Linked DNA regions of Homo sapiens: regions 1, 3, 4, 5 and 6 are each linked to region 2. The links are chromatin contacts, found by Hi-C in ENCODE. All regions are on one chromosome and are shown on one strand. The core of a region is the stretch at or near the end of the contact, and the rest is flanking DNA. Distances in the headings are between cores, read along the strand shown. Region 1 holds the start of GALNT10 (polypeptide N-acetylgalactosaminyltransferase 10). Region 2 holds the start of FBXO38-DT (FBXO38 divergent transcript). Region 3 holds the start of SAP30L-AS1 (SAP30L and GALNT10 antisense RNA 1). Region 4 holds the start of TAF7 (TATA-box binding protein associated factor 7). Region 5 holds the start of GEMIN5 (gem nuclear organelle associated protein 5). Region 6 holds the start of LARP1 (La ribonucleoprotein 1, translational regulator).

Region 1 (4,508 bases), core at 232-2,731, 5.8 Mb before region 2:
GCCAGACTGCCTAGACAGCAGCCTGATACTGGGAAGAATAAGGAAAACCATCAATCTCAGAAAAGCCAGCCTCTTTCGTCGAGGCCAGCCAACAGTCAGTCAAGTCTGACCCTGATACACAAATTATCCACTTCTCATGGGACCAGAGAAATCCCGTAAGAAAGCCTGAAATGTTCCACTATATGAAACAGTCTAAGCAATACACTCACTAGCACCTCCTGGGAGGGTGGGAGTGATGTGACAGAGCTTCTGCTATGAGGGAGCTGCTAGTCTAAATGCGTGCACGCACACATACACACAAACATACGTGGGTAAGTTCAAAGGAGGCAGAAACCATTCCGATCCCAGTTTTGGCTGCAATAAACACTACAACTAACCAGACTAGACAAGTTCAGAAGAGATAGGGAAGGCTTCTGGTGTTCCATCCTCAGGACACTGGGCACCAATAGCCTCTGGGACATTTTGGGGGTCCCCCCACCAGAGCCCCACCTCTGGACTCCCATAAGGTCAAAGGCAGCAGGTCCCTCAAGGACCAGGAGCTTACCCCCTTCTCCACCCCCAGGGGCTTGAAGCTTTAAAGGGAGCATGATCTTTACATTCTGCAAGGAATCCACAGGATCTGAGAAAGGAAAAGGCTAGAGTTGGGGCGGGGGTGTTGAATAAATGGGGAGAGGAGGAAGGCCCGGGTGTCTCGTTGGGCAGATGAGAAATCAGGAAAAGGGCTGACCTGAGCAAAGAACACTGGGATCAGCAGGTAGGGGTTGTGGGGGGGGGGGGGTGGGAGGAGGGAAGCAGAGAGGACCTGGACACCAAATAGAAGAACCAGAATCTTCATTCCTATTGGCACAAGGCAGGAGTCATCCTGGGATACAGGGATGCAGATAGGATCCTTCAAAAGAGATCCGCTGGAAGACGTCAAGGAATACCAGACGGGGACAGAAAGGAAGGTGGTAACATGTGGTGAGAAATAGCGTCCTGAGTGCTAGTTCGGACTCAGTCTCTGACTGGCGTGGGACCCTGGACAAGTCCCGACAGGACTTAATTTTCCCATCCGGAAAATGGGAAGAGCTGAAGAGTCTCGGAGCTGACTCTGAGGAGGCAGACAGCAGAAGGTGGAGGAAGGAACCACAGGCTAAAAGTGAATTCGGGAAGGGGGTGTTCCCGGCCTGTAGCAACGGGGGGACTCACCTGTCCCGCCGCCGGCGCCACCGCCGCCCCCGATCCCCCAGGGGTGCCGTCGGGCTGCCGCTCGCGGTACAGCGCCCAAAGCCCCACGTTGGGCAGGAGGACCAGGGCCGCCAGCACCAGCGCCACCGCCTGCAGGAGCCGCTTCTCCTTCCGCCTCATCGGGGCCGGTCAGCCCCGCCGCGCCCCGCCGGCCCCGCCGCGCCGCCCCCAGCTCCGCGCGTCCGCCCGTCCGCCCGGCGGCGGCAGCAGCTCAGCCAGCAGAAGCGGCTGCGGCGCCGGCCCCGCTCCAACTCCGCGGCACTTCCGCCGCTCGCCGGCCGGGGAGCTGGGCGCCGCCACCACGCCGCCGCCACGAGGGGGTCGTCGCCGCCGCCACCGCCCCCGGGCCCCGCCGAGCCGCCCGCCCCGCGCCGCCTGCCCCCGCGTCGACCGCCGAGTCTCTGCGCTGCAGGCTCGGCCCTCTCACGGAGCGTCTCGGCCCGCCCGGGCGCTGCAGGATGCCGGGCCGGAGCGCTTCCCCCCTCTCGAGCCGCGATGGTCCGTCCCACTCCTCGGCGGCTCCCCCGCCCTCTGGAGCTTTGCGAAAGTCCCGGAGTTGGCGAGTTGGGCGCTAACTGGTGCGGGCTGGGCACCGCTGGGTGGGGTGCATGTCCGCTCGCCCGGGTACCCTGCCGCCCCGCCCGGCAACCTCCGCCCGGGACTGCAGCCGAACCTTTGCTGCCTCCCTGGGGATATGCAAATAGTGCTGGGGCCCCGCCGGGCGTTCTGAGCCTGGAGCCCCCGGGGCTGTCACTTCCAGCCCACCTAGGCTCGGCCCCCAGGACCTGCGGACCTACTTTGACCCCGGCGACTCGGTGTTCCCGGCCATGAAACGGGGCCACAGCCGTGCTGCACGCTCACTGTTCCGCGGGCGGGCCCTGGTTTTCTTCCTCTAGGGGGGCCCTGGCGTTAGGTGTGAACGCCCTCTGCAAACTGTAGGGAGCTGTGCCCGGCCGCCGCCCGTCTGTAGATCCTGCAAACCGGCGGGTGGGTAAGTGACGGTAGCCTCTCTGCAGCACCTTTCCTCACGCAAGTCCAACCCCCTTGGAGTTAGAATGCCCTGCATTCTCACGCGTGCTTTTGGATCCTAAGCGCACTGAGCCCTTCCCGGAAAGCTCTCAGCAAACCGTTGGCGAGCGCCACTATGTGCCAAACACTGTGCCAGGCTCTGGGATGAAATGAAAACAGACCTGAGCCCTGACGTCTGGGAGCTGAAACATGAAACACGTAATTTCACTAGACCAGGCAATGTGTCTGTAACTGTGGCGAGGGCTTTGACAGAGGAGTCGGGCTTCTGGGCGATGCGGAGGGCCGTGGAGCCGGACTCCGACGGTGATGCCAGCCAGCGGCTCCTCCTCGGGGCGCTCGACGCTGGTCACTTAGCTGCCTCCTCCCTGATGCGGTGGAACGGAGCACCCCCTTGGCTACCTTACTCTCTGCCACCCCCACATTCGTCCTCTTGATTCTCTGCTTCTCTAGCTCAGCCGCTGACCTTCGTGCCTAGCTGCCACTAGTCCTTGACCAGCGTTCTGGCAACTCTTGCCTCCAAGTTCTTCCAGCTCCAGGCTGAGCGATGGGGATTCAGTTTTCTGACATCACAGCTCAGTTCTTGATTTCTGCAGCAAAACCTTCAAGGCTTCCATCACCTCGGCTCTAGAGTCCATCATGCTCCTCTCCTATGACCTGCTAGGGCTGATCAAACGTTCTGTCTCCTGCCGTGCCCTGCCCTGCCCTGCCCTGAGCTTCGCTTAGCCTGTTGCAGGCTTTGTGTTTTCCTTCTTGTGCTGTTGACCACGCAGCTCCTTCTACCCATAAAACCCCCTTCTCTAGGTCGGTGGAAATCTTGTTCATCCTTCCGTGTCTAGTTAAACTGCCACCTCCTCCACGAAGCCTTCTAAAACTCCTCCTCAGGGAACTGTTTTCTTTCTTTAGATTTCCATCACAATAATGCTTACCTTTTATTGAGTGCTTACTCTATGTCAGGCAGCCCTTGAGATGCATTACCTCTTTAAATGCTCACAGTTACCCTGTGAGGTACATGCTTTTCTTATACCCATTGGCGAATGAGAGTCAGATTTAAAAATGCATGTAATCCCAGCACTTTGGGAGGCCAAGGCGGGCAGATCACGAGGTCAAGAGATCGAGACCATCCTGGCCAACATGGCGAAACCCTGTCTCTACTAAAAATACAAAAATTAGCTGGGCGTGGTGGCGGGCACCTGTAATCCCAGCTACTTGGGAGGCTGAGTCAGGAGAATCGCTTGAACCCAGGAAGCAGAGGTTGCAGTGAGCCGAGATCGTGCCACTGCACTCCAGCCTGGCAACAGAGCGAGACTCTATCTCAAAAAAATAAATAAATAAATAAATTAATTAATTAATTAAATAAATAAAAGAATGTGGCAGCCAGAATGATCTTGTTTTATCCAAGGTTAGATTGTATCGCCCCTCTGCTCAAATCCCTGTAGTGGCTTCCCACCTCTCATTAGGTTCCTAAGAAAGTACAGGACCCTACAAGCCCATATGTGATCAGCTCTCACTCCTTACTGTCCTTATTGTGCCCCAGTGACATTGGCTTCCTTGTTGTTCCTCAGAGCATCCCTCAGGCAGGCACAGTCCTGCCTCAGTACCTTTGCACCTGTTGTTACCTCTGCCTAGAATGGCCATTTTTCTATTTCTAGCTCCTAACTCTATGTCTTTTTTAAACACATTTTTTTGTGATAAACGTTTGTAAAACTGATCATTTGAACTATTTTAAAGTGTACAATTCAGCGGCATTATGTAAATGCACATTGTTCTGCAGCCATCACGGCTATCTATCTCCAGAACTGGTCATCAACCCAACTGAAACTCTGTACCCATTAAACACTAACTCCCTATTACCCTCTCCCCACAACTGCTGGCAACTACCCACCATTCTACTTTATCCTTTTTGAATTTGACTATTCTAGGTACCTCATGTAAGTGGAATCATATCATATTAGTTCTTTTGTTTCCAGTTTATTTCACTCATAATATTTTTTAGATTCACCCATGTTGTAACATGTATCTGAGTTTCATTCCTTTTTTTTTTTTTTTTTTGACAGTGTCTTATTATGTTGCCCAGGCAGGTGTGCAGTGGTGCAGTCACTGGTGCAGTCATAGGATTATAGCTGGTTGTAGCCTCAAACTCCTGGGCTCAAGCCACCCTCCCACCTCAGCCTCCTAAGTAGCTAGAACTACAGGCCCATGCCACCACACCCAGCTGATTTTTTAAAAATCTTTTGTGGAGACCGGGTCTAGCT
Region 2 (5,137 bases), core at 997-3,496:
GTATATTACAGTCACTCTGTGGCTGCCTGCTTAGCTGACCTTAGCCACAGGAAGCATTACTTTTGTCTTGGTGTTGCAAGCACATTCTTAAACCAGAGTTGTTTCCAAAAAGTGTTCTCCTATCTCGTCAATTCAAATCTCCTTCCCATCCCAAACTCAAATTACTTTTCTTTACCCTCGTGAAAAATACCCCCTCTCACTTGAAACTTCCCTATATTCTCAATGATCCTATCTGGTCAAGGGCTTCCCTGCCCTTCAAGTTTCTCATGCCTTTCTTTAGTTTCTATTGGTTTCAGCTTGCTCATATCAAAGTAATCTTGCATATCACTTAATTTGACCTCACAGACCTTAATTGACATCATAGACTATCTTGTGTATCTACTGACCAGGACAGCCTCTCTTGTCTAAAGAAATACCACACCACATAAACCAAACTGCTCAGATAAAAACCACACACAAACAAAACAAAACAAAAACCCCCCAACAGGATGATGGTGCTGAAAAAGGCCTAGGAATCATCCAGCTCAACCCTTCGTTTTACAGATAAGGAAAGTGAGGCCTAGAGATGTTAGATGGCTTGTCCAAAGTCACAGAGGCAGGATGTACCAGTGTGAAGCAGGGATACAGGTCTTCAACTCCTTTTTAATTTTATTTCACTATACCACCTTATTTCATTTTAGTATACCACCAATTTTACTTCACTATATCACCCTATCTTACTGGAATCTAGTTGTCCCTTTTTCTCCTCTGCTATGCATTAGTATCTGTTTGACTAAATATAAAGTGTGTACCTCTGGGCACACAGCCATTTAAACAAAGAGGCACACAAAACTCTACATTCTTTACCCAAGGAGGACATCAGAATTACAGCATCACATATTTTAAAGAGGGGAAAGAAGGCTTACAGATAATCTAAAATGTTAATTCTCAAAATGAAAGTTAAAAATTACAAGCGGATTTTTTTCAGTCTATGCCTATGTAATACATACCCTCCAGACTGGACCTCCTCCTTCCCTGGGAAAATCATGGCTTTATAGAACTATTATTTTATCCTTCACTTGTGCTGGGGGAATGGGAAAGGGGATTAAAAACCAGTGACCTAATCCAACGTCTTCCTTTAGCAGATAAAAAAATCTCAAGTTCAGAGAGAGGAAGGGATTTGGCCAAAGTAAACCATCAAGTTAATAGCAACTTTGGAACAAAAATCAAGGTCTCCTGTTTTTCACTTTGTAGTGATTTACACTGCTGGTTTAGGTGTATAAAACAAAGTTTTCTGGACAGAGCTTCTCATTGCACAGGAACCTTCCTAAGTGACCAGTTGCCCTTGGCCAGCTTGGTGTCTGCAAAGAAACACGGTAGACATCTCTTAGTCAAATTCTGGGTGTGCAGAGTGCAGGGAGAATATGCTTTTCAGGTCTGTAAAGACTCCATGAAAAGGGAGTTAAGAATCTGATTTCCACAGCTAGGGCACGGACATCAAAGGCATCCAACACAGATAAGCAAACTGCAGCACAGAAAAGCTAATGGACCTAGACAAGGTCACACGGTGTGTAGGTGGAAGGGGTGAAACTAGAATTCAGGGCTCCTGATACTCAGGCGTGGCAGCCAAAGATGTGTTCACTGCTTCCTGCTCAGGGACATCTCCTCACTACGCTGAACACAGACCTCCTTCACTTTACTGGCCGAAACACCGACTTAACATTAAAATCATGAAATTCGTGACGCCCGGGGTGGGAGACAGTCACAGAAGCTGTCCAGTCCAACACCCTCACCCATTTCATTGAGGAAACTGGGGCCCAGAGAGAGTTCTTTATGCTGGATTTTGGGGCCAGGTTCAGACAAGCAGGCAACCCCCGCAAGCACGGCCTAGAAGGCCAGGAACTACAAATTCAACCCCTGATCTCTCAAGGAGCTCTAGGCCCCAAGGGGGCCAGAGGCCGAGCTTAAGCGGTCGGAAGTTCCAGAATCCCCACCCAGCTACCTCAGCCCTGCCGCACGCACTCCGGGCTTTGCCACCCCGCTCCCGGTCCCCAGGCCCACTCAGCCGCCGCCTCACCTACGCCGACCCTCCGCCTGTTATTGTGGTTGAGAGGGAGGGACGCTACAGACACTTCCCCGGCCCCTACCGCTGAGGCACTTCCGCTTCCGCCGCCGCTCGCATATTTCCGGAGTGTTGTCATCCGGGGCTGGAGCCTCAAACCCGTGTCCATATTGTGTGTGTGAAGAAGCATCGAAGCGCGGCAGCCATGTTCAGCGTGGCATTTCGGAAGGCTTGTCAGGGGTGGAGAAGCGGGGCGGGTTGCTGTTCTTTCACCTGACACTAAAGCGCCATGCCGGAAGCACTGAGTCTGATACGTCGGAACCAGTCTCCACCGTGTGGTTTGGTCTTGATTTCCACTGGTACTCTGGGGTCTTGGATAAGTCTCTGGACCTCGCCTTTGTCATTTGCGAAGTCGATAGGTTCCAATAGAGATTTTCCCAGAATCATTCAACTAAAAATAGAGAACTTTTTTTTTTTGAGAGGAAGGACGGGGGCGCAGTTAAAGATGTTAATGTTAAGTCATCCCTTCTGTGATTTCGGGACATTATCTTTGCACGTAAGTAATAGTATTTTACAGTCCAAAGGAATTTCACATGAGTGTCATTAAAAACTCTACACGACTCTGACATGTAGGCAAGGATCAACTTAATCACCTTTTCTGTTGTTTAATGGATAAGGAATTGTCTTCAGAGAGTGTAATTGATTTTCACAATGTCTCGCAGATGGACTGAAATTCAGATTTTTACCTTTTACATCCTGTGTTCTTGCCCTAATATACATGTAATTAATATGGGCTAAAATCCCTAGATTTAAATAGATACAAATACTTCTTAGGAAAGTTAGTGTGCATTAAAGCCATGTGAGACACAATTTGACAAGACGTAGCATTGACTAGGCTATTCTGCTGGAGAAGAAAAAGCTGAAGAAGGCTTGGGAATCCCATTTCTTCTTATTCTTTTCTTGATTGATAGCAGACCTACTGGTTTTTCCCCTCTTTCCCCAATATGGTTCGGCACCTTAGGTTTCAGCTTGTCTTAGGCAGTCACAGTTTTAGCTATCCCATTCCGTATGTCAAACCATATATCTGTGTTTTTATTTGGAGCTCTGGTAGGACAAACAAAACAAAACCTCATCATATTCATGTACTATTCATTGTAATCTCAGCTTTCATGTTACATTCTTCCTGTAATTGAAGACAAAAATGAATTTTTATGCTATTTGCTTCTGTCGGTTTCTTCATATTCAAACTTTAATAAAGGAAACAGACTTTAGCTTTTTCTGTTTCCCAGGTTATTCTGAAGAATAAATAGGAATTACGAAAGTTTCTAGTGCAGGGCATGGCATATTTAGAAGGCATTCAGTAAGATTTATTTCAGCACAATTGGCCTGAATTTTTAATTCAATGGAATATGATTTTCATTTTATTAGCATTCCTCCTTTTGTAAAAAGCACTGTAGTGGGACCTGAAATGAATACTCATGAGTAAGAAAGGTTTCCTACCTCAAGTTTAGAAAATTTCCTACCACAAATCATTGTAATAAATGTTAAAGATATTTTCTCACTGCTATGAGTGTTATATATAATAAGATATCAAAACTAGTTTTAACATTTTCAGGTAGAGCATGTTATATGTATCCCTTCATCTCTAGGATTTATTTGTACCTTGATGTTACAGGTTTTCATTAAAAAGGTCCTGAGTTAGTATTTCTCCTGTACAGTGGCACCATCATGGGGTCCCTGAGCGCTGCAGGAAAGTTTGCCCTACAGTAAATGACCTTAAACCGCTGTGTTGTTTTAATTTTCAATCCCCACTTTTTAATTAAATTCTAAAGTATCTCTTTTCATTCTTCCATGAGTTCTAGTATCAGCCCGTGTTCTTCCTTGAAATTCCTTAGGTACCTAAACAACAGATAATCCCTTTGTTAAAATGATGACTAATACTCAAGAGAAGTTTTGGTCAGGGATAGTGGTTGGAGTTTGCTCAGGACAGGTTCATATGGCTATGGAGCCTGTTCAGTGCACAACTGCAGAAGGTGCTATGCATATCAAGGCTATTCTTAACTACCCTTAGACTTGGCGTATATGGCAGAACTCCACTATGAATTCAAATACAGGATTTTTTTTGAAGGTAAAAAGGAAAAAAAAAAACTATTGTAGCTGTTTTGACTGAGAAGTTGTGTATTTAGTAGTCAGCAATGCAGGCTTTAGAACCAGAAAGACTTGGTTAACTGTGAGTTCCTCTGCTTACTGGCAGAGAGACAATGGGCAATCACTTCAGCTCTAAGGTTCAGGTTTCTTTAAAATAGACATTATGGTACCTACGTAACAAGTCACTCCAGAATTTAGTGGCTAAAAATTTTATCTGCCCTGATTCTGTAGGGTAACTGGGTTAGGCTGGGCAGTCCTAGCTTGCAGTCTCTGGCATTTACAGTCAGATATCAAACTGGGGCTGTAGTTAATGTCAGCCTCTAATAGATGTTATATTGATGGCAGTTGAGGCTGGCTGATCTCTAGATGCTCAGTTGGAGCTATTTATCAGAGTGCCTACACTTGGGCTTTCCCTCTGATTTGGGTTTCTTATACCGTGGTGTTTGGGTTTTGACAGGGAGCACTTGGAGGTAGAATGGGAAAAAAGGGAGCTGTTCCAAGCAAAACAGGAGGAAGCTACAAAACTTCATATAATGTAGCCTCTGCAGTCCCAGGAGTGACTTCCATCACGTCGTGTTAGGTCAAAAAAGCCACTAAGCCAGCCCAGATTCAAGAGAAGAATAAGAGTCCACCTCTTAATTGAAGATGTAGCAAAGACTTTGTGGCCATCTGTAATTTACCACACTACCTCATTGTTTTTAATTTTTAGATTTTTGGATGTATGAATATTAGCACAAGCATCAAAAAGTAAGGCTTGTAGTCCCTCCAGCCCAGTCTTGCATTTGTGCATGAATAATGTCATACATTATTTTTTAAGAAAAATTGTGGCAAAATATATATATTTGTCATTTTAACCTCTTTAAGTATACAGTTCAGTGGAATTATGCACATTCACATTATTGTGCAAACACCACCGCCGCCAATCATCATAACTTTTCTATCTTCCCA
Region 3 (5,041 bases), core at 18-2,517, 6.1 Mb before region 2:
TAAAGTCTAAACCAATAAAACAAGTTGGAAACTGCTGTCCAATCTTTCCAGGCAGCAGGAGTCCTGAAGCCCCCGCCCCCATCCTCCCGGATCTGGGTAGAATCACAGTCAGAGCATGTCAGCGCTGGAGCGGCCTTTGAAATGCGGAGTCCAACTCAGTTCTGCAGAGCCGGGGCGGCGAGGCCCACGGCGGGGAGTGCCCGGGGAGTCCCGACTGGAGCCCAGGGCAGCGGACGGAGAGCTGGGGGCGCCGGGGCCCAGACGCGAGCGGGGGCGGACTCACGCTCTTGTCGATGTCCAGCTTGAGTTTCTTCTGCGAGATGCTCTTCTGGACCCTCTTGCTGAAGGAGGCGTTGCCCGCGGGCCGGACGCAGCGCTCGCCGTCCTCGATGAGGCAGCAGCTCTGGCCGTAGCCCGGGGCGGCGGCAGCTGGGGCGGCGGGGGGCCCTTCGCGGCTGTCCTCCTCCGTGCTGAAGCCGTTCATCTCCCCGCCCCGGGCCGGTCCCTCTGGGGGAGGGTCCCCGGTAGGCCACTCCGCGGCCGCGCTTGCCGCGGGGCAGGTCGCTGAGACCCCCGCAGCCGAGGGTCCCAGAGTCCGTCTCCAGCCCGGGCGCTGCCCTGCCCCGCGTCCGAGAGGCCCGGCTCCCTCGGCCCCCGGCCCTCCGCCTCCGGAAGCCCCCTTCCTCCCGGCTCGAGGCCCCGGGGTCGGCTCCCGCGGCTCGCAGGGCCCCGCCGGGGGTCACCCGGAGGAGCCTTCTGCCGGGGGCCCAGAACCGTAACCCTGCAGCGGGGGTGTCCGGGAGGGCGTCCCAGGAAACAGCCGCTCCCCAAGGACTCCGGGCCTGGGTTGCCAGGGGGTTTCGAAGGCCCCTGCCGGCTCCCGCCTTCTTTCGGCAGCGGGGCAAACTCGCTGCCGGGCAGCTCCCCCGGGGTGGCGCGGCCTCCTCGCGCGGGGCCCGGCCTCGAACCCGCGGCACCCGGGCCCCGCGGCTCGTCCGGCCCACTCCACCCCTGCAGCCACTCGGCTGCGCCCCGAGTCCCGCGGCAGCCCCTGGGCCGCCCGGCCGCCGCCCGCCGAACGCTCCGCACCACAACAGTTCGCTCCCCCCGCCCTTCGCGGGACAGCGGAAGTCCCGCCTTCACGCGACCATTGGTCTCATTTGCTCTCTGGGCGGGGCTGCCGCCGCCGCTGGCGCGTCCCATTGGGCGTCGCCGCCGCCAGTCTCCGGCGCCAGGCTACTTCCTGGACTCTGCTGGGATGGGTTCAAAGTAGAGAAAGTGGAAGAGGAAAGAGTTACCCCAGCGAGAACCGGGAACCGGGCTGCAGACTCTCCGGCCCGGGGGAGGGATGGTGAGCAGGGGCCTGGCTGGACCGAGGGCCAGACTCCAGGAACAGAGGAACACATTCGGGGACAGACAGTAGAGACGCGGACGGGGACGCTGAGGGACAGACTTGGAGGAGGGGCATATGAGGGGACCTAAAGAGGATAGAGGTGCTATCAGGAGAGGGGCGGACTAATAAAATGAAAGGGCCAGGGCCAGAGGACTCGCGGATCCGTGGGAGGAAGGGTGGGTGAAATAGGACGGAAAGCCAGTCATGGCGGGAAAGACAGAGGGACAACCCCATACAGATACGTGGAAAGACATGCGGAGGAGGTGATGGGGGGATCTTGCAAGGCAGTCGCAATATTGGGGGTAGCCGATACCTTCCAGAGTGTGGAGAGTGGGACTGGCTTGGACGGCGCGGAAAGAAAAGGAGAGGGGGAAAGGAGACCCCGAGGGGTTTGGGCGACCCCTCCACTGGGAAGAATGGGAAGTCCGAATGAGGTCTGGAGGGTGGACTAGGTGAGCCGCGGGCAAGAGAAAGGGCTTCAGGGGAGATGAAGTGAAGGCTGGGAGTGGGGCCCAGGGGCCAATCTCGGAATCTAGATGGGGAAGGGCTGCGGTGTCTTGGGCTCTCCCTGGAGCTCCAAGCTGTAGTTCTATTGCTTTGAGTCCCCGGGTCTACCGGCGAAGCGACTGCGCCCTGCCAAGACCCTGCGCTTGGTTTCGGCGCCCAGGGCACCACCTCCCCTCCAGGAGGGGCCGTAGGATATGCTCTGGTCCAGCACTTCAGTCATGCCACTCTCCAACTGCGCAGCATGGGGACTGATGAGGTCCGAAAGGCGATGGGACCAGCCCAGGGTCGTGTAATTATGTAGGGCTGGGCAGCGTTTTATGGGCAGGGAAGAGGGGAGGCTGTGTTAGGTGATAGGTAAGCAAGTGTTAGTACTAGAGGGCATAGAAGGAGCTTCGGGTTTGTGTCCTGTTGTAAAAGGGAAAGCTACCAGTTTCCATGTTTAGAAGCAGGTGGCTGGTGATCTTAAGTTTTGCTCAGTGGCCATAAATGCATTTGTAGCATCTGAACTGGTAATTTCACACGTGGGACAGCCATCGTCGGAAATAGGCCTATCAGAGATAATATGAAGTACAGTGATGTTCATTATGGAATTATTTATAATAGGAAAAATAAAATAGAACCTCAGAGTTCCAAAAGGGAAGTGGTTAAGTAAACTACCTAAAATCTTCAGAAAGAGATTGTGCAGTTAGCATTTGAGGTAGTTTCAACATCAATGTAAACATTTTCTATAGAGAATAATTCACCATTAATTCTTAAATAAAGAGCTGATGAGGAGTTGGAGAAATGCTTTTTTTATGATAAGTAAAAAAATTCAGGATATGAAATTGCATGGAGGATACGATGTCTGTACATCTATGTTTAAAGAAAAAAGAAAACTATTGGTATAAAAAATGCACCAAAGTACTAACAGTGATTATTTCTGGGTAGCAGGAATATGGCTGATATTTTTCTCCTTTTGTTTAACCTTTGCATTTTCTTTAATAAGCATTATTTTTGTTTTTACAGTAGAAAAAATAGAATAAAAATTAATGGAAAAAAGGCACAGATTAATAGGAGTCTTCCCTCAGAGTTCATATATTCTGTTCAAAAGTAAATTGTTGTTGAACTCATTATGTATACCAAGTATAGGGTTGGCTATAGGAGGAGGATGAAACATAACCCTTGCCCTAAAAGAATATCTCCTATCTGGGGTGTTCAGACATATATGTAGAAAACACTTGGGTATCTGTACCAGGCACTGTGTGATGTTGGGTCCAAAGTCAGTTGGTATGGATGAAACCTCCATGTTCCCCATATTTTTCTAAACAGCATTTGTATTCAATGCTAGGCTATTGCGGTACACAACTTCTTCTGCACCAACTTGCCCTGGTCTAAGGGGATCTAGGACCTTTTCTTAGGTGCTCTGTCTCAGTCCTTGAGGTAGTGGCTACTTATATCTGCTATTCTTGTATTATTTAGCATTCTTTTTTCTTTTTACTAGGCAGTTCCTTATAACTGTAGGGGACTACAGTCCCCTATTATAATTAATACATGTTTATATTATTATTTTCCTGTTCAAATTACTGTAAGGTTACTCTTTCCTGATTACACCCAGCCTGATACGCCCAGCCAGCCTCTGTGTGTGTGTGTGTGTGTGGTGGTGGTGGTGGGGGAGTTCATGCTTGTAACTGTTCTTTTTTTTTCTTTTTTCTTTTTTCTTTTGAGACAGAGTTTCACTCTGGTTGCCCAGGCTGGAGTGCAATGGCGCGATCTCGGCTCACCGCAACCTCTGCCTCCCGGATTCAAGCGATTCTCCTGCTTCAGCCTCCCGAGTAGCTGGGATTACAGGCATGTACCACTGCTCCCGGCTAATCTTGTATTTTTAGTAGAGATGGGGTTTCTCCATGTTGGTCCGGCTGGTCTCGGACTCCCAACCTCAGGTGATCTGCCCGCCTCGGCCTCCCAAAGTGCTGGGATTACGGGTGTGAGCCACCGCTCCCAGCCATTCTTTATGTATAATTTTGTAGTCTTTATTCAAGGCATACTTTATCATAATCTTTCCCCATATTGCTATGTAGTTTTCACAGTTGCCATTTTTTATGTAGTACAGTGCAGTTTCTGTAGTACAGTACACTGTGGTGCTAAAGACAGTTGGCTTTGCTGTCAGAACTGGGTTCAGATCTGGACTCCACCCATGACTTGTTATAACATGTTAGCAATTATTTCACTTCTTGAGTCTGATGAAATAGGTGGTGACAAATTCTTAACACAGTGCCTAGAACATCATAAGTGGTTAATAAATGTCAGCTATCATGATTCCTACCGTAGTTACATTTGCCCCCCCAGAAGTTGGATATCTTTTTTGTGTGGTTCTGTATAATTATTTTTGAACATAAAACTTTTTATTATTTAGGATTATTATTTTTTCTGAGTGCCAGAGATGGAATTGTGGTCAAAGACTACAAAGTTTTCCAAGGTCTAAGGGCCAGGCTCACTGACCCTTTTTTTCTTTCCTGTCTTTTCTGCCCCTGCCCTCCCCACCTTCATTCCTTCCATCCAGTCAGGCCCCAGTTGAGAAGTTATCCCCCAACACGCCTTAAAGAATCAGAGTTGGATACCTTGGCCAAGCAGTCACAGTCCTACAAAAGCTCTTTGCTCTCCTCTTTCTCTCCTCTTTTCCCTTTTTGGGGAATGTGGCATATGGCTCTGGGAGTGATTTCCAATGACTGCCCTTCTTTGGGAACAGGTGGACACTTAGGTGTCCAGTGACTGGGTTTCTAATCCTTGAGTGGCCCCTGATTGTCTAATAGTGAATACTTGCTGGGTTAAGCCTGTGGCTCAAACTGTACTGGTCAGTTTCTCTCCAGCAAATCTGCTGGTTGGAACTGACAGGTGGTTGGTGGGAGTGGTTAGAGCAGAGGCACTAATGGTGGGTCCTGCCTCCTGTGTTCCCCAGGGCCTGGTAGTTGAGCTTGCCCTTGGGTTCTGTAAGGTACTCATAGATATGTTGGCATGAACCAAAAGTATCTGAGACAGGTCTCAATTTAGAAGGTTTATATTGCCAAGGCTAAGGACGTGCACGTGACACAGCCTCAGGAGGTCCTGACTACATGTGCCCAAGGTGGTTGGGATACAGCTTGCTTTTATACATTTTAGGGAGAC
Region 4 (4,478 bases), core at 347-2,846, 7.1 Mb after region 2:
TTCACACACACTATTAGTAAACCTCCCCACCTCATAACAATTAGAATTGTCCTTGACTAGAAAGGAAATGTATGTAAAGTGGCTCTATCTCATTTTAAAATGACAAAGAATGTATTTTCTCTCAGAAATCACTACAGGATTTGAGACTATGATCTTTCTAGACAGATAAGTTTTTTCATTCAATTAGCAAATATTTTTTGTGTATCTCCCACATTCTGGTACTAGGCACTGGGACACAATGACCAGGATAGAAGAAGATCACTATCATGGAGCTTTCAATCATACAAGAATAAAGTGAATTTTGGAAATGTTAATTACATCTTAAGAGAATTCTCTTAAATTTAGGGGCAATTGTTAATATTTTAGAGGATAGAAATGAAATATTAATGGCCTTGATGCTCTCCCAGATATTTTAAAAATAAATGGAAATAAATAGAAATAAGTACCAACTGTTACCCAGTTATGTTAAAATACTAAAAATATGTGTTGATGAATACCTGACTATTGATAGAAAAGACAAGCAGAAAACAGCAAAATAGTAGAGGTGGAGTTAAAAAAAATGTCAAAGTAATTTAAAATTACTTGTACATGAGAGACAGGAAACAATACTTCAATTATATCTACTTTAACCAGATGCTCAGTCTATCAGACAATTCTGTCCAAAAGAACACTTCCTTCTCTGTTTACATTTACATCTAAATCAAGCACATAAAAAGGAATCACCCTTGTTTCCCCAGAAGTATTATAGAACACAAGTAAAACCAGAGGCACAATTCCCCTACAGGGAATTATATTTAAAAATACAGACTTTGGGCCATGCGCGCTGGCTCACACCTATAATCCTAGTACTTTGGGAGGCCAAGACAGGCAGATCACCTCAGGTCAGGAGTTCGAGACCAGCCTGGCCAACATGGTGAAACCCCTTCTCTACTAAAAATACAAAACTTAGGTGGGGTAGTGGAACGTGCCTGTAATCCCAACTACTTAAGAGGCTGAAGCAGGAGAATCGCTTGAACCCCAGAGGTGGAGGTTGCAGTCAGCCAATATTGTGCCACTGCACTCTAGCCTGGGTGACAGCCTGAGACTCCATCTCCAAAACAAACAAACAAACATATATATAGAGAGAGACTTATATAGTAAGCTGCATGTCCTCCTCACTCCATTGATTTGGGTACTTTGAAATCCATTGTATAGTAGCTACACATTCTTGTATTGGCACCAGATAGGCTAGACTCTAGGGAACATCCGAGATGTTTCCAGAAGCAAAGACGCTTACTGCAAGGCGTCCCCCATCTCCCGGAATCACCCGGAAGTCTAGAAGCCATCCGGCCCCACAGCGATCCCGTAAAAGTGCTGGCTTAGCGGGGGACGAATCTGTGTCTTTCTTGGAACTTCCAAGCTCTAAATAGTTTGAAACCAACAGCTCTTCCGAAACACTGTCATTTCCATCCCGGAAAAACAAGTTCTCGCGAAAAGATGAGTTTCACGCTGGGCAGCGTAATTGCGCTATTGCGCCTGCGCTAGCTGGGGCTCCGCCCTTCCGCCCGGAGGGGCTGTCACTCACAGCCGCCTCCCGCCCCGCGTCGCGACGTAGCACTTCCGTTTTTGCTGGGTAGGCGACCCGGACGGAGGGCCGGCGAGGTGCGGGGTCTGGTGATGCGAGCTGCGCCTCTCGGCAAGATTTCGCGCTGCCCATCCCGGGCCCTTTCATCAGTAATCGGTAGTGGATCACTCTGCCAAGCGGCAGGAAGAATTAAGGAAACGACAAGGAGACGCTCGGCTCTCTCCCGCTTGGCTCCTTGCGGCCTCCTCTTCCCTTCGCTCCGGCCCGGTGAAACTGAACTTATAATCGTCACTGGATTGTAAGTACCCGAGGCGAAGAGAGCTCGCTGAGCCCTGATTTTTTGAGTGTCTTTGTTCCGGGAGAGTTTGTGAGTTGAAAGTATCTCTGCTGGGCTTTCTGGGCCGAAAACCGTTCCGGGGGAGCCGCCATTTGCTTTCCTGTTCCCTAGCTAGCTAGCTAGCTCTCTCCGCGTTGTCCGGCAGCGGCACCTAGAGGTTGGGACTTGGCATTGCATCTGATTTAATGAACTTAAGTCTGTGAATAAGCCTTTGTGTTAACGACTGGTATTCGGTCACAGCATATTTAGAGAAAAGACTTGGAGCTTAAATAAAAACTAAGGCAAAATAGACGCTTAGCTGCTGATCTACAGAGAACTTCTTGTAATTAAAAGATTTCAATTCATAGCAAACTGGTGTTTTAAACTATTGCAGTAGCTGGAACTTTTTAGTGTAACCAGCATTTATTGGAGAAGTGAATCACAAGGAAATAAAGATGAGTAAAAGCAAAGATGATGCTCCTCACGAACTGGAGAGCCAGTTTATCTTACGTCTGCCTCCAGAATATGCCTCTACTGTGAGAAGGGCAGTACAGTCTGGTCATGTCAACCTCAAGGACAGACTGACAATTGAGTTACATCCTGATGGGCGTCATGGAATCGTCAGAGTGGACCGTGTTCCATTGGCCTCAAAATTAGTAGACCTGCCCTGTGTTATGGAAAGCTTGAAAACCATTGATAAAAAAACTTTTTACAAGACAGCTGATATCTGTCAGATGCTTGTATCCACAGTTGATGGTGATCTCTATCCTCCTGTGGAGGAGCCAGTTGCTAGCACTGATCCTAAAGCAAGCAAGAAAAAGGATAAGGACAAAGAGAAAAAGTTTATCTGGAACCACGGAATTACTCTGCCTCTAAAGAATGTCAGGAAGAGAAGGTTCCGGAAGACAGCAAAGAAGAAATATATTGAATCTCCAGATGTTGAAAAAGAAGTGAAACGATTGCTGAGTACAGATGCTGAAGCTGTTAGTACTCGGTGGGAAATAATTGCCGAAGATGAAACAAAGGAGGCAGAAAATCAAGGCCTGGATATCTCTTCTCCAGGAATGTCTGGTCACAGGCAGGGCCATGACTCATTAGAACATGATGAGCTTCGGGAGATATTCAATGACCTCAGCAGCAGCAGTGAGGATGAAGATGAGACCCAGCATCAAGATGAAGAAGATATAAACATCATTGACACGGAGGAAGATCTGGAGAGACAGCTACAGGACAAGCTAAATGAATCAGATGAACAGCACCAGGAAAATGAAGGAACCAATCAGCTGGTTATGGGAATTCAGAAGCAGATTGACAACATGAAAGGCAAGCTCCAAGAGACCCAGGACAGGGCAAAACGACAAGAGGATCTCATCATGAAAGTGGAAAATCTGGCTCTCAAGAACAGATTTCAGGCTGTACTGGATGAGCTCAAACAAAAGGAAGACCGAGAAAAGGAGCAACTCAGCTCTTTGCAAGAGGAGCTAGAATCACTCCTAGAGAAGTAAAAAGAACTGATATTTAATTTCAGTCTTCAGACTGGTCAGCATTAGAAAATTCTTGGCTTTATTGTACTGGGTATTAAGACCTTGCTCTTCCTAGTCCTTTTAATGCTGTGTGTTCTGTTAAGTTCTTTCATTTGTTTGTAATTTTGTTTTTCAGCAAATTTATATTGTTTTGCTAGGTGTTCATCCTATAAGAAGCAGGATTGTATAGGCAGAAAAATGATTGTAGGAAAGTTGCAGGATTAGCGGAATGTATGGTTCAACCTTAATTATAGCTTCATTGCAGGACTTTACTGTTTCTCCATTTTCTAGAAGCTGCTGTTGCTGCTTTGTGATGACGTGAGATCAATAAGAAGAACCTAGTCTAGAGACAATGATGCTAGTTTGCATATGTTTTCCTATGCAATAATTGTTTTCCCAGTTATTCAAAGCAGCTTTCTATATGTAGAGATGCAAATTATTAAGTTGTTTCCAATACAATAAATAAAAGCATCTGTTTTTCACTTTATAGTGTATCTTGTTCTTTCATGGTTGGTGGGAGTCAGGTCCTCTTGTGAGGTGGTTTTATGGTGGAGTTTAGTGACTAAGCAATTTGATCCCGTTCTGCAGGTAGAGGCAGTAGGGTTTATGAAAAAAAGGAACACAGCAGGGGTAAAGAAATTGGGAATGGTCATGTTTGCATCATATTAAGATTCCAATTCTATTTGATCTACTTGAAAGCTGGGAAACATTAGATACAGAGCTTTCTTAAAGTACCCTAATTTTTGTAGATGAAGGCCTTTGTGCCTTTTTTAAAAAGCGCTAAATCTACCTGCATAAAATGTTGGAAACAAAGCAGTGGTTATCAAGTGCAGTCCAATGAACCATTCCATTGGTTTGGATTAATATTTCTAATTTTCTTCAGTTGAGTTCCTATAATTAATATTCTGAGAACTGAGGTCATTTATCAATGTCATTTCATCAAAATTGCTCATAAAGGAAGTTGGTACCAAATTTCTCATGCTCTAAAGATAATCTAATGCCTCACAACATAAGCTATTTTTGAAAAATCAGTTACTGATAAAAGAGGCAGAGTTGTATGCAATTTGTTTGACAG
Region 5 (4,487 bases), core at 90-2,589, 6.6 Mb before region 2:
CTTGGCTCTTTCACTGGCAGCCCCTTCCTCAAGAACTTAACTTGTGCAAGCTGACTCCCAGCACATCCAAGATGCAATTAACTGATAAGATACTGTGGCGAGCAATATCCGCAATTCCCAGGAATTCGTCTGATTGATAGCACCCAAAGCCCCCAGTCTATCACCTTGTAATAAATAGTCTTAAAGCCCCTGCACCTGGAACTGTTTACTTTCCTGTAACCATTTATCCTTTTAACTTTTTGCCTACTTTATTTCTGTAAAATTGTTTTAACTAGACTCCCCTCCCCTTTCTAAACCAAAGTATAAAAGAAAATCTAGCCTCTTCTTCCGGCTGAGAGAACTTTGAGCGTTAGCCATCTCTTGGCCACCGGCTAAACAAATGGACTCTTAATTCGTCTCAAAGTGTGGCGTTTTCTCTAACTCACTCAGGTACAACAATATTTTTGTTAAGTGGCCTCTTGTGCATATCTTTTTTTGTTTTGTTTTGTTTTTATTTGAGATGGAGTCTCGCAATGTCGCCCAGGCTGGAGTGCAGTGGCGCAATCTCTGCTCACTGCAACTTCCGCCTCCCAGGTTCAAGCGATTCTCCTGCCTCAGCCTCCCTAGTATTTGTTGTCTAGGGATTGTTGCATTTTACTTTTTTTTTTTTTTTGAGATGGAGTCTCGCTGTGTGGCCAGGCTAGAGTGCAGTGGCGTGATCTCCGCTCACAGCAACTTCCGCCTCCCGGGTTCAAGCGATTCTCCTGCCTCAGCCTCCCGAGCAGCTGGGATTACAGGCGCCTGCCACCACACCCGGCTTATTTTATTATTTTATTTTATTTTTGTTTTTTAATAGAGACGAGGTTTCACTATGCTGACCAGGCCGGTCTTTTAACTCCTGACCTCGTGATCCTCCCGCCTCGGCCTCCCAAAGTGCTGGGATTACAGGCGTGAGCCACCGCACCCGGCCTCTTGTGCATATCTTTAAAACACCTCCACAACTAGCAAAGTGCCCTGGCACATAGCGCTCAAAAAACGTTGGACGGGATAGTGGTTGAACAGCTCCAAATAATAAACTGGTAGCCTGGGGCGGTGGTTCCACTAGTCTAATCCTCTAATTTTGTGCCTTTCTGTGGGAAGTGAGAATGCTTAACCTCGGGGCTGTGCTCAGGCAGCACCTGACCCTAGCCAGGGTTGGGGCGGACCTCCTACCGCGGGCTAGGTACTGAGGGCCAGTGCAGCACGCGTGGTCCCGCCCTTCCCAGCCCGGCGGTAGCGGGAACGCAACGCGCGGTGCTGGCTGGGCCTCGACGCGCACCGTAGCGACTGCCCGAGAAGGCGGGGCTCGGAGTTCACCCCGCCCCGCTCCCTACCTAAGGCGTGAGGCTACGAGCGGTCGGCTGTGGCAGCTTCTCTTGTCTCTGACGGCTTGTAGTTATGGGGCAGGAGCCGCGGACGCTGCCGCCCTCCCCCAACTGGTACTGCGCCCGCTGCAGCGATGCCGTGCCCGGGGGCCTCTTTGGCTTCGCCGCGCGGACCTCCGTCTTCCTTGTCCGCGTGGGCCCGGGCGCAGGCGAGAGTCCAGGGACACCCCCGTTTCGAGGTAACTCACCACCCTTGGGCCCGAGACTTACTGCCCTTTGTACGCTCCCCAGGGGCGCCGAGTGGACGACTCCACCCCGTTTTCTACAGCTAGGGAAACTGAGGCCCAGGCTGGGAGGAGAGGCAGCCCACAGTCACTAAGCTGAGTTGCTTCTGGTCTCCTAATGAGCTACACCATGCTGTGGCCGAGCGGTCCCGCCTCCTGGAGCTTCCACGTGGGGCCGCTTGCTTACTGAAAAGTTAGCCTTGTATAGTCTCGGCCATTTATATGGCTCCCCTGCCCAGCCTGGTGCGCGCCAGCCCCCCGGGAGCCTTCCTGGGGTTGGGGGCTAACCACAGCTGCAGGCCCTAAGCAAGATCCTGCAACGTGTGGCATTCCTTACTGTAAGATGAATGGGTTGAACCAGATGCTTTCAGGCTCCAAACTAGGCTTTGATTGTGCCTTAGGATATGACATGCCAGGTGATTTATTCTGGCCACATCTAAATAAGAGTCACTTTCACATTATTTGAGCTGCTTTCCAGTCTGTGAACTAAGCAGAGCAAGGTATATCAACATTCATTTCACAGTTGAGAAGCTGAGGCTCAGAGACTTGTTCGAAGTCACGTGGCACAGCCAATATCAGCACTTGGGAATTCTGAGTGTAAGTCCGTCGGTGTTTCAGTTATACCATGGGTTAAGTAACTCCAAAGCATCTGCTCACTTGTCATCCAACAACAGTATGATTCTGCCAGGAACCTTGGATAGCACTTCGATTAACCTAGCGTCTGGTTTTGCTTAAAGTCATAGGAGAGTTGGTGGGACACACCGAAAGGGTCTCTGGCTTCACATTTTCTCATCACCCTGGTCAGTACAACCTCTGTGCCACCAGCTCCGACGATGGGACTGTGAAAATATGGGATGTAGAGACAAAAACAGTTGTGACAGAACATGCACTCCATCAGGTACCATGGCTTACTGGTTTCTCAAACCGTTTTTATCTATCTGTGCTGAGGGTTCTTCTGTTGCAAGCTAGTTTTGCTAGCTCATCTGTGCAAAGTAACTTGTAATTGTGTTCATTAATTAGATAAGAAACTATATTGTAAGATGTCTCAACTTTTTTTGAAAGGAGATATATACAAACCAGAGGTTGGCAAACTGCTCTGTGCCTGTTTTTGCAAATAGGTTTTATTAGAATACAACCACACTAATTCATTTAAGTATTGTCTATGACTGCTTTCATGCTACAAGAGTTGAGTAGTTGCAACAGGCATGGTATGGCCCACAAGGTCTAAAACAATTACCCTCTGGTTATTGATACAAATGGACTCCTGATATAGACTGTAAATGCGTGAATGAAACTCATTTCTAAGCTAGATAGTTACTTGATGTACCTGCCTTTTGAGAGAACAAAGGAAAAGACCTACTTAATAAGAACTTTGCATTAAGCTATTTAAAAAATTTTTAATGATTATTTGATCCCCAGTAGTCTAAATCTTCCCACCATTTTGTTAATATCGTGTTGCTATAGAAGTACTACTAATAAGTATTAATTACTTTTTTTTTTTTTTTTGAGACGGAGTCTGGCTCTGTCGCCCAGGCTGGAGTGCAATGGCGGGATCTTGGCTCACTGCAAGCTCCGCCTCCTGGGTTGACGCCATTCTCCTGCCTCAGCCTCTCGAGTAGCTGGAACTACAGGAGCCCACCACCACGCCCGGCTAATTTTTTTATGTTTTTAGCAGAGATGGGGTTTCACCATGTTAGCCAGGATGGTCTCGATCTCCTTACCTGGTGATCCACCCGCCTCGGCCTCCCAAAGTGCTGGGATTACAGGCGTGAGCCACCGCGCCCGGCCGTATTAATTACTTTTAATGTGTATATGTAGCATTATGCTGGTTTGTGATACAAGTTAAAAATTAAGTAGAACTTCAGCATTGACAATAACAAATTTTTGTTTTGTTTTAAAGCATACGATATCAACATTACATTGGTCTCCTCGAGTAAAGGACTTAATAGTATCTGGGGATGAAAAAGGAGTAGTTTTCTGTTACTGGTTTAACAGAAATGACAGCCAGCACCTCTTTATAGAACCCAGGACAATTTTCTGTCTTACTTGTTCACCTCATCATGAAGATTTAGTAGCCATTGGGTAAGTACTATGCCATCTGTATTGATGATTTTTGTTTGTTTATGATCGTGTTTTGCATTTTCTTTACCTTCTCTGTCCTTTTATTCCTCAAAGGAAACCATCTACAGATGTTAACCACTCCCCCTGAGCCCCTGGCATCATTTATTCCTCCAGGTCTTTACTGTCTCTGCCACTCCGTTTTTGTTTCCTTGGTTTCCATGGTACTGTACTTTCTTCGTTTTTCGGATCTAACTCCTCCAATCAACCTTTACGTGTAGGAAATGTCCTCTTTCACCTTTTTCGCTTTCTCTACTGCCCGTTGATACAACATGAACTCCCAGGTGTCAGATGACTTTGCTGGGTCTCTCTAGTTCTGAGCGCTCCCTTTAGATTGGGAAAGTGATGCGGCATTGGGATCTGTTTCCTTGTTGATCACCAAGGTTGTTTCACATGAGCTGCCTGAATATACATCCCCGTTTCTTTCACCATTTCATGTACTTCTCACTGAAAGATGTCTATTTTCTCTAATTTGAAGACTTAAGCAATTTCCCTAGAATGTTGAAGGAGAAATTCTGATTGGAGTGGATTTGAAAGACTGGGGGCTAAGGCAATAGAGATACACAAAGAGACAACAACTCTTTCACAAAGTTTGTTGTAAAAATGTGCATATACATGAAGCCAGAGGGGATAGATGGGGTCAAGGGAGTATTAAATGGAAAATACCAGGGACCTGTTTTTATGCTGATGAAAGTAAGGCTTGAAAAGAGGAAGAGCTTGTTGCAGGAGTAAACTATGATAA
Region 6 (4,690 bases), core at 1,997-4,496, 6.4 Mb before region 2:
TCACGTTTAAATTTGTCGAAGCTGTAAATAAAACCAGGGCTGGAAAAGCACTTCAGAGATCCACGTAGGCTCCAGAGAAAGGGTCATCATCTAGCCTTACCAGACTGACAACCCAATCATAGAATTCTCTCTCAAAATGCACACAAACCCTAACAACAGGCTTAGAGAGAGAAGCTACTGGATTAACTTGAGTTAGGCTGTCAAAACCTATTCCAAAGGTTCTAAACCAACAAGTAGACACTCTCTTGCCTTAAGATTCCAAAAAACAATAACAGAGCAAATCTACCCTTACTCAGAATTTTGCTTTGGGCACTTAAAGCAAGTCAGCTTCTCCACTCAGAGGAAAAGGTGAGATGCCAGCCAAGCTGTCTTCTTCCCACGATCAATAACCCCAGTGACGCACACTATCAAGGGCTCCTGGACTTACACAAAATGCCAGCTCAGGCACCCAATACCACCTGATGTCACGGTTGATTTAAAACCCACAAGGTAGGTTCACCATTAGCCAAGCCAGGATGAGTAGCCCCATTTAAAAGGAGTGCTCTCTCCCGGGGATGATTATACCCTTTTGAGTTTAAAGAGGGGAGAAGGACCAAAGAGTGTTTTAAAGTTGTTTTCCTTCACTCTGTGGGTGGATAGGAGGGACTGAAAGAAAACGGAGGTTTCAGCACTGTCTTTTGCATAAAAGGGCTCTGGAAGGGAAAGGGGGGAAGGGGAGGAGGGGGGAAGGGGAGGAAGGGGGAAGGGGAGGAGGGGGGAAGGGGAGCAGGGGGGAAGGGGAGCAGGGGGGAAGGGGAGCAGGGGGGAAGGGGAGCAGGGGGGAAGGGGAGCAGGGGGGAAGGAAGAGAACACAGTATGAAGGACTGTTAGTAAACCCCAAATGTCCCCTCCTCCAAATGAAGCAACCTGAAAAGAAATAAAAATTGCAACATGCTGTTTTCAGGACTGGCTATTCTGGCTTCCCTAGGACTAGCAGTGCTTCTACTCCTTTGACGGTGAAGACATTAAGCTCCCCCTTTATTTTTGATGGTTTAAACCAGTTAGCCTCAACCAGCTACGGCAGGTGAGTTTTTTAAAAGCACCAGGGCTACGACCAGAGGCCATCATTCCAACTGCAAGACAATTTTAAAACCGACCCACCACAAACGGACCCAAAACCAAAGAATGGAGACCCGCCCTATACGCCGGCCGAGAGAGGAGAGTGGGCGCGCCCCCCCCACCCAAGCCGACGATCTATTCTCGGCAAAGGCAATGCAAGAGCAGACTCCATATTCTGCACCGCCTCTCCCCCCACGCTGACACGGCTCTGCTGGGATTTCCTGCACCCCTTACCTCCCCCCGGAAAGGGGCACGGTCCAAAAGGACCAAAACGCGGAGGAGGGAGAGGGAGGACTCGCGGAGCGCCGGTCGGCAGTCACATGCCGCTCCCCGCGCGGGGAGGCACCACGTTGTCCCGGCTGCAGAGGAATGCTGGGAAGGGGGGACGCGCACACACCCGCGCCGCGCACACGCACACTCGGGCCGCGCCGCGGGCCCGCACCCTCCTGCCACCCCCAGCGCCGCGGCCCGCACCGAACGCCGAGGCCGAGCGGCCCGCGGGCCGCCGGCGCGGCGCATGGCGCCCAACTGTCACCCGCCCGCCCAGGCCGGCCACTCCCTCCCCCGCCGCCACACGCCCCTCAAGTCGCCGCAGGCCCCTCACCCGCCTCACATTTTCCGCCAACCTCCTAACTGGCTCCCCCAGCACACTCGCCATCGGGCTCCTTCTTAAGGCGGAAGGTGCCCGGGATCGGGGAGGGAAACCACCGAATTCGATGACACGATGGGTTTCTTCTCCCCACAACTGACCCCTCAACCCGTCTCCAAATGGCGATTCTAAAGCCCAATTTCATCTCCCCGAGAACAAAACTTGTTAACTTTTAATCCCCGCATCCGTGCGGCCAGCATGTACTCCGCGCCGGGCACTGGGTTGCCCGTGACATATGCTCATTAAACATTTACAACATGGGGACGCTCGCAACGCTACCAAAACGGGGAGCGCCGGGCGGGGTGGGAAGAGGGGCTTCCAGAGGAAGGTTCAAACCAGAAACCGTCTCTTACACCAGCATGCGGTGGGGATCGTTTCACTGAAACCAGCGCCCACCCTCTGCCGACGAGGTAGGCCCGAACCACACCGTTGCCCACTAACCGCTGCGGCCCAGGCGGTGGCCGTAGCCTCCCGGAGGCCGGGCCCTCGGGCAGGGGCAGGTCCCTGAGTGTACGGTGGGGGGGAGGGCGCGGCGACCAGGATCAACCAGGAGGCAATTTTAAAAAGTCCCGAGTCACCATGACCGGTAGCAGACCCCGGGGCCCTGGAGGTGCTGGGGGAGGGGACTCCCATGTCCCCGGAAGAGGCCCCCGGACCCAGGAGGGCAAGGAGGGAGACCCACCTGGGGGGGACTGTCCGTTCACGGTGGTCAGGACCGGCGGCAATGCGTTCTTAGTCCACGGGTTCACCTTGGGCGGGGGGGCTTCCACGAAGTCCCGGCGCCCCGCGCCCGCGGCTCCGGCAGCTCCTCCGCCAGCGCCTGGCTCGCCGCCGCCCTCCTCCCCGTCGCTGATGGCCGGGCCTTCGGCGCCGGGCAGCTGCAGCGGCCGCGGGCTCTCGCGCTCCTGCTGCCCGGTGCCCTCCTTGTGCGGCTTGGCGCAGGGCGGCCGGGGTCTCCGAGCGCTGCCGTCCGGCTCCCCCCCGCGGACGTCGTTTGGCCCGGGCTCGCCCTTGCCCTCGGGCGCCGGCGGCGGCTTCTTCCTCACCAGCCCCCCGTGCTCTTCGGCCTGCAAGAGCGTGGCGCCCCCAGGCAGCAGCGGCTCCACCTGAGTGGCCATCTGCGCGCCCGCCCCCCCGGAGAAGCCGGGCGCGCCCGAGGCTGCCTCCCCCGCCTCGAACTTGGCTAGCAGAGCGCCCGCGACGCCTTCCTCCGGGGCGCTGGGCCCCAGTCCCTGCAGAGAAGGGTCGGGGTTCACGCGAGGTGCGGCCCCCTCCCAGTTAGATGCAGCCGCCGTAAATCCGAGGCCCACTAGCGGGGCGGGGGGGGAGGAAGGCCCCCCACTCTGCAGTCCAGGCCTCCTAGGCGTGCGTCCCCCCCCGCCCGTTCCTCGCAAGACGCCCCCACCCCGAGCCCGGCAGGCTTCTAGTCCCGTCCCTCCCTCCCCCCCGCCCCCGGGGCGGCCCGGGCTTCCCGGCTCGGGGGCTGCAGCAATATGGACGGACGGGGGAGAGGCGCGGCGAGCCAAGCAGACCACGCGATCCGCGGCAGGCGGCGGGCGGGCGCGCGCCTCACGACGCGGCGGGCGAGGGGAGGGGACGGCGCAGCGGGGGCGCGCCGCTGGCCGGGCCCTGGGCGACGGGCGGGCAGGAGGCGGCGGGACGGCGCGCGCACGGCTACGCGGTCCTGCCCCTCGCCCCGCCCCTCGTCTCCGATTCCTCAGAGCACCTCCCGGGCTGGGGGTAGGGACGCTCAGACCGGACGGGGGCGAGCACGTGCCTGATGCAATTCGGGAGTTGTCGGTGGGGGCGCTGACGGGGATAGGAGAGAAGGCTGGGCGAGGAGGGGAGGTATCTTAAAGGGCCAGCGCGTGAGAGCGGCCTCAGGTGGAGCACATGGGACCCGGCCACGCGGCCTGCCGGGCCTGCTCGTGCTCTTTAGGCTGGGTGTCAGATTCAGGGGAAGGAGCCATTAGTGTCATTCCTGACTTCTAGGAGGCCGAAGGGAGGACCCTCATCCGCCCCGAGGACGCGCCAACGCCGCCCCCTCCCCTGTGCCCGGCGGGCCTGGCCCCTTCGGTCCCCGCCCGGGTGACCTTGGTTGGGTGAGCCGTCCGCACCTCAGTGGGTTGTGCTCCGCGCCTCGCCGCCGCTGGGCCTGGCCTCGACACTACCCGGAGATGGGTTCAACTCCGGGCCTGGAAAGCGAGTCTTTAGCCCTTGCGGGCAGCCGGCGCCTAGGAAGTGGGAACGGAATTACTAAAGCCCTCACCCAGGCCAGGCCCTTCTCCCCGCCGCGAAACCTTGTATTTATGGGCAGGAAATGTCTTTTCTTTCAAGTGGATGTCGTTTTTTTTCTAAAGAATTGCTTTGGGCGGAGTTGAACCGTCCCTGGATTGGGACTTCTGAGATCTGAGATTTTATCCTGGCCCTGCCCCCTTACCATCTCTGCAGCAGTGACTTCCAGCTTCGTGGGCCTCAGTTTCTCTATTGTAAAATGAAGGAGCAGTGTATGACAGCAGTTTCAAACTTCAGTGTACATTCGATTCAATACTTACTGACCTCGTACTGTGGGGGCCTTGCAGGGTTCTAGGAAACGGGTTTGGTATAAACTAGGCTAACAAAGTCCCTATCCTCATGGAATTTATTCTAAGGTGGGGAAAGAGACAATAAACAAGTAATAAATTATTGTCTAGTATCTATGAAGACAATAGTTAAACTGTGGTAATCAGTTAGACTAGATGGGCTACTTTTGTTTGGGTGATAAGGGAAGACTTCTTTGAACGCAGATGCCAAAGTATTAGGAATCAGGCTCGGTCTGGGACTGGACCCAGAAATCTGCGTGTCTAGCAAGATCCCTTTGGTGCTTATGACTTCACTTGGAGAAGTCCTGGCTTCTGACTGGCTGTGATCCCACGTGCTCACATAACATAACAGCCTGGAATG

What was found. Hi-C counts contacts between places; a loop is a spot of excess contacts on that map. Pooled maps may share reads with other maps.
Region 1: a map of CD4-positive, alpha-beta T cell shows a loop between it and region 2 (7-fold over the local background). The contact joins the promoter of GALNT10 here to the promoter of FBXO38-DT in region 2. A Hi-C loop is called at or near these places in 2 of 168 maps with a recorded cell type or tissue (CD4-positive, alpha-beta T cell and naive thymus-derived CD4-positive, alpha-beta T cell) and 8 of 50 pooled maps.
Region 3: a map of B cell shows a loop between it and region 2 (10-fold over the local background). The contact joins the promoter of SAP30L-AS1 here to the promoter of FBXO38-DT in region 2. A Hi-C loop is called at or near these places in 6 of 168 maps with a recorded cell type or tissue (B cell, CD4-positive, alpha-beta T cell, CD4-positive, alpha-beta memory T cell and 2 more) and 9 of 50 pooled maps.
Region 4: a loop to region 2 is called in a map of CD8-positive, alpha-beta T cell, with 15 times the contacts of the local background. The contact joins the promoter of TAF7 here to the promoter of FBXO38-DT in region 2. A Hi-C loop is called at or near these places in 2 of 168 maps with a recorded cell type or tissue (CD8-positive, alpha-beta T cell and naive thymus-derived CD4-positive, alpha-beta T cell) and 6 of 50 pooled maps.
Region 5: a map of naive thymus-derived CD4-positive, alpha-beta T cell shows a loop between it and region 2 (18-fold over the local background). The contact joins the promoter of GEMIN5 here to the promoter of FBXO38-DT in region 2. A Hi-C loop is called at or near these places in 2 of 168 maps with a recorded cell type or tissue (both naive thymus-derived CD4-positive, alpha-beta T cell), 1 of 37 single-sample maps with no recorded cell type and 9 of 50 pooled maps.
Region 6: a map of naive thymus-derived CD4-positive, alpha-beta T cell shows a loop between it and region 2 (7-fold over the local background). The contact joins the promoter of LARP1 here to the promoter of FBXO38-DT in region 2. A Hi-C loop is called at or near these places in 1 of 168 maps with a recorded cell type or tissue (naive thymus-derived CD4-positive, alpha-beta T cell), 2 of 37 single-sample maps with no recorded cell type and 8 of 50 pooled maps.

The regions. Positions count from the first base shown.
Region 1 is chr5:154,187,706-154,192,213 of GRCh38, reverse strand. GALNT10 (polypeptide N-acetylgalactosaminyltransferase 10) reads right to left here and starts at 1,481. Exons shown (of 12, transcript NM_198321.4): 1 at 1,189-1,481. The coding sequence starts at 1,347. It overlaps LOC124901118 (a long non-coding RNA gene), which reads left to right and starts at 2,135. Exons shown (of 2, transcript XR_007059010.1): 1 at 2,135-2,218. RefSeq lists silencers at 1,186-1,245, 1,316-1,395, 1,486-1,595, 1,606-1,705, 1,796-1,885 and an enhancer at 2,106-3,071.
Region 2 is chr5:148,380,959-148,386,095 of GRCh38, reverse strand. FBXO38-DT (FBXO38 divergent transcript) reads left to right here and starts at 2,246. Exons shown (of 5, transcript NR_105057.1): 1 at 2,246-2,597. It overlaps FBXO38 (F-box protein 38), which reads right to left and starts at 2,138. Exons shown (of 22, transcript NM_205836.3): 1 at 2,057-2,138. RefSeq lists an enhancer at 2,162-2,361.
Region 3 is chr5:154,442,048-154,447,088 of GRCh38, reverse strand. SAP30L-AS1 (SAP30L and GALNT10 antisense RNA 1) reads left to right here and starts at 1,267. Exons shown (of 3, transcript NR_037897.1): 1 at 1,267-1,351; 2 at 3,609-3,727. SAP30L (SAP30 like) reads right to left here and starts at 1,092. Exons shown (of 4, transcript NM_024632.6): 1 at 284-1,092. The coding sequence starts at 484. RefSeq lists silencers at 449-558, 689-1,218 and enhancers at 795-1,295, 1,349-1,468.
Region 4 is chr5:141,317,902-141,322,379 of GRCh38, reverse strand. TAF7 (TATA-box binding protein associated factor 7) reads left to right here and starts at 1,596. Exons shown (of 1, transcript NM_005642.3): 1 at 1,596-3,890. The coding sequence starts at 2,336. The coding sequence ends at 3,385. RefSeq lists enhancers at 1,068-1,217, 1,228-1,287, 1,868-2,067.
Region 5 is chr5:154,935,063-154,939,549 of GRCh38, reverse strand. GEMIN5 (gem nuclear organelle associated protein 5) reads left to right here and starts at 1,339. Exons shown (of 28, transcript NM_015465.5): 1 at 1,339-1,582; 2 at 2,365-2,525; 3 at 3,528-3,709. The coding sequence starts at 1,417. RefSeq lists enhancers at 1,041-1,090, 1,481-1,660, 1,252-1,843.
Region 6 is chr5:154,753,933-154,758,622 of GRCh38, reverse strand. It overlaps LARP1 (La ribonucleoprotein 1, translational regulator), which reads right to left and starts at 3,246. Exons shown (of 19, transcript NM_033551.3): 1 at 2,430-3,246. The coding sequence starts at 2,865. It overlaps LOC112267936 (a long non-coding RNA gene), which reads left to right and starts at 3,603. Exons shown (of 2, transcript XR_002956231.2): 1 at 3,603-4,690. RefSeq lists silencers at 2,169-2,278, 2,559-2,638, 2,679-3,088, 3,129-3,468, 3,719-3,868 and 1 more and an enhancer at 1,189-1,248.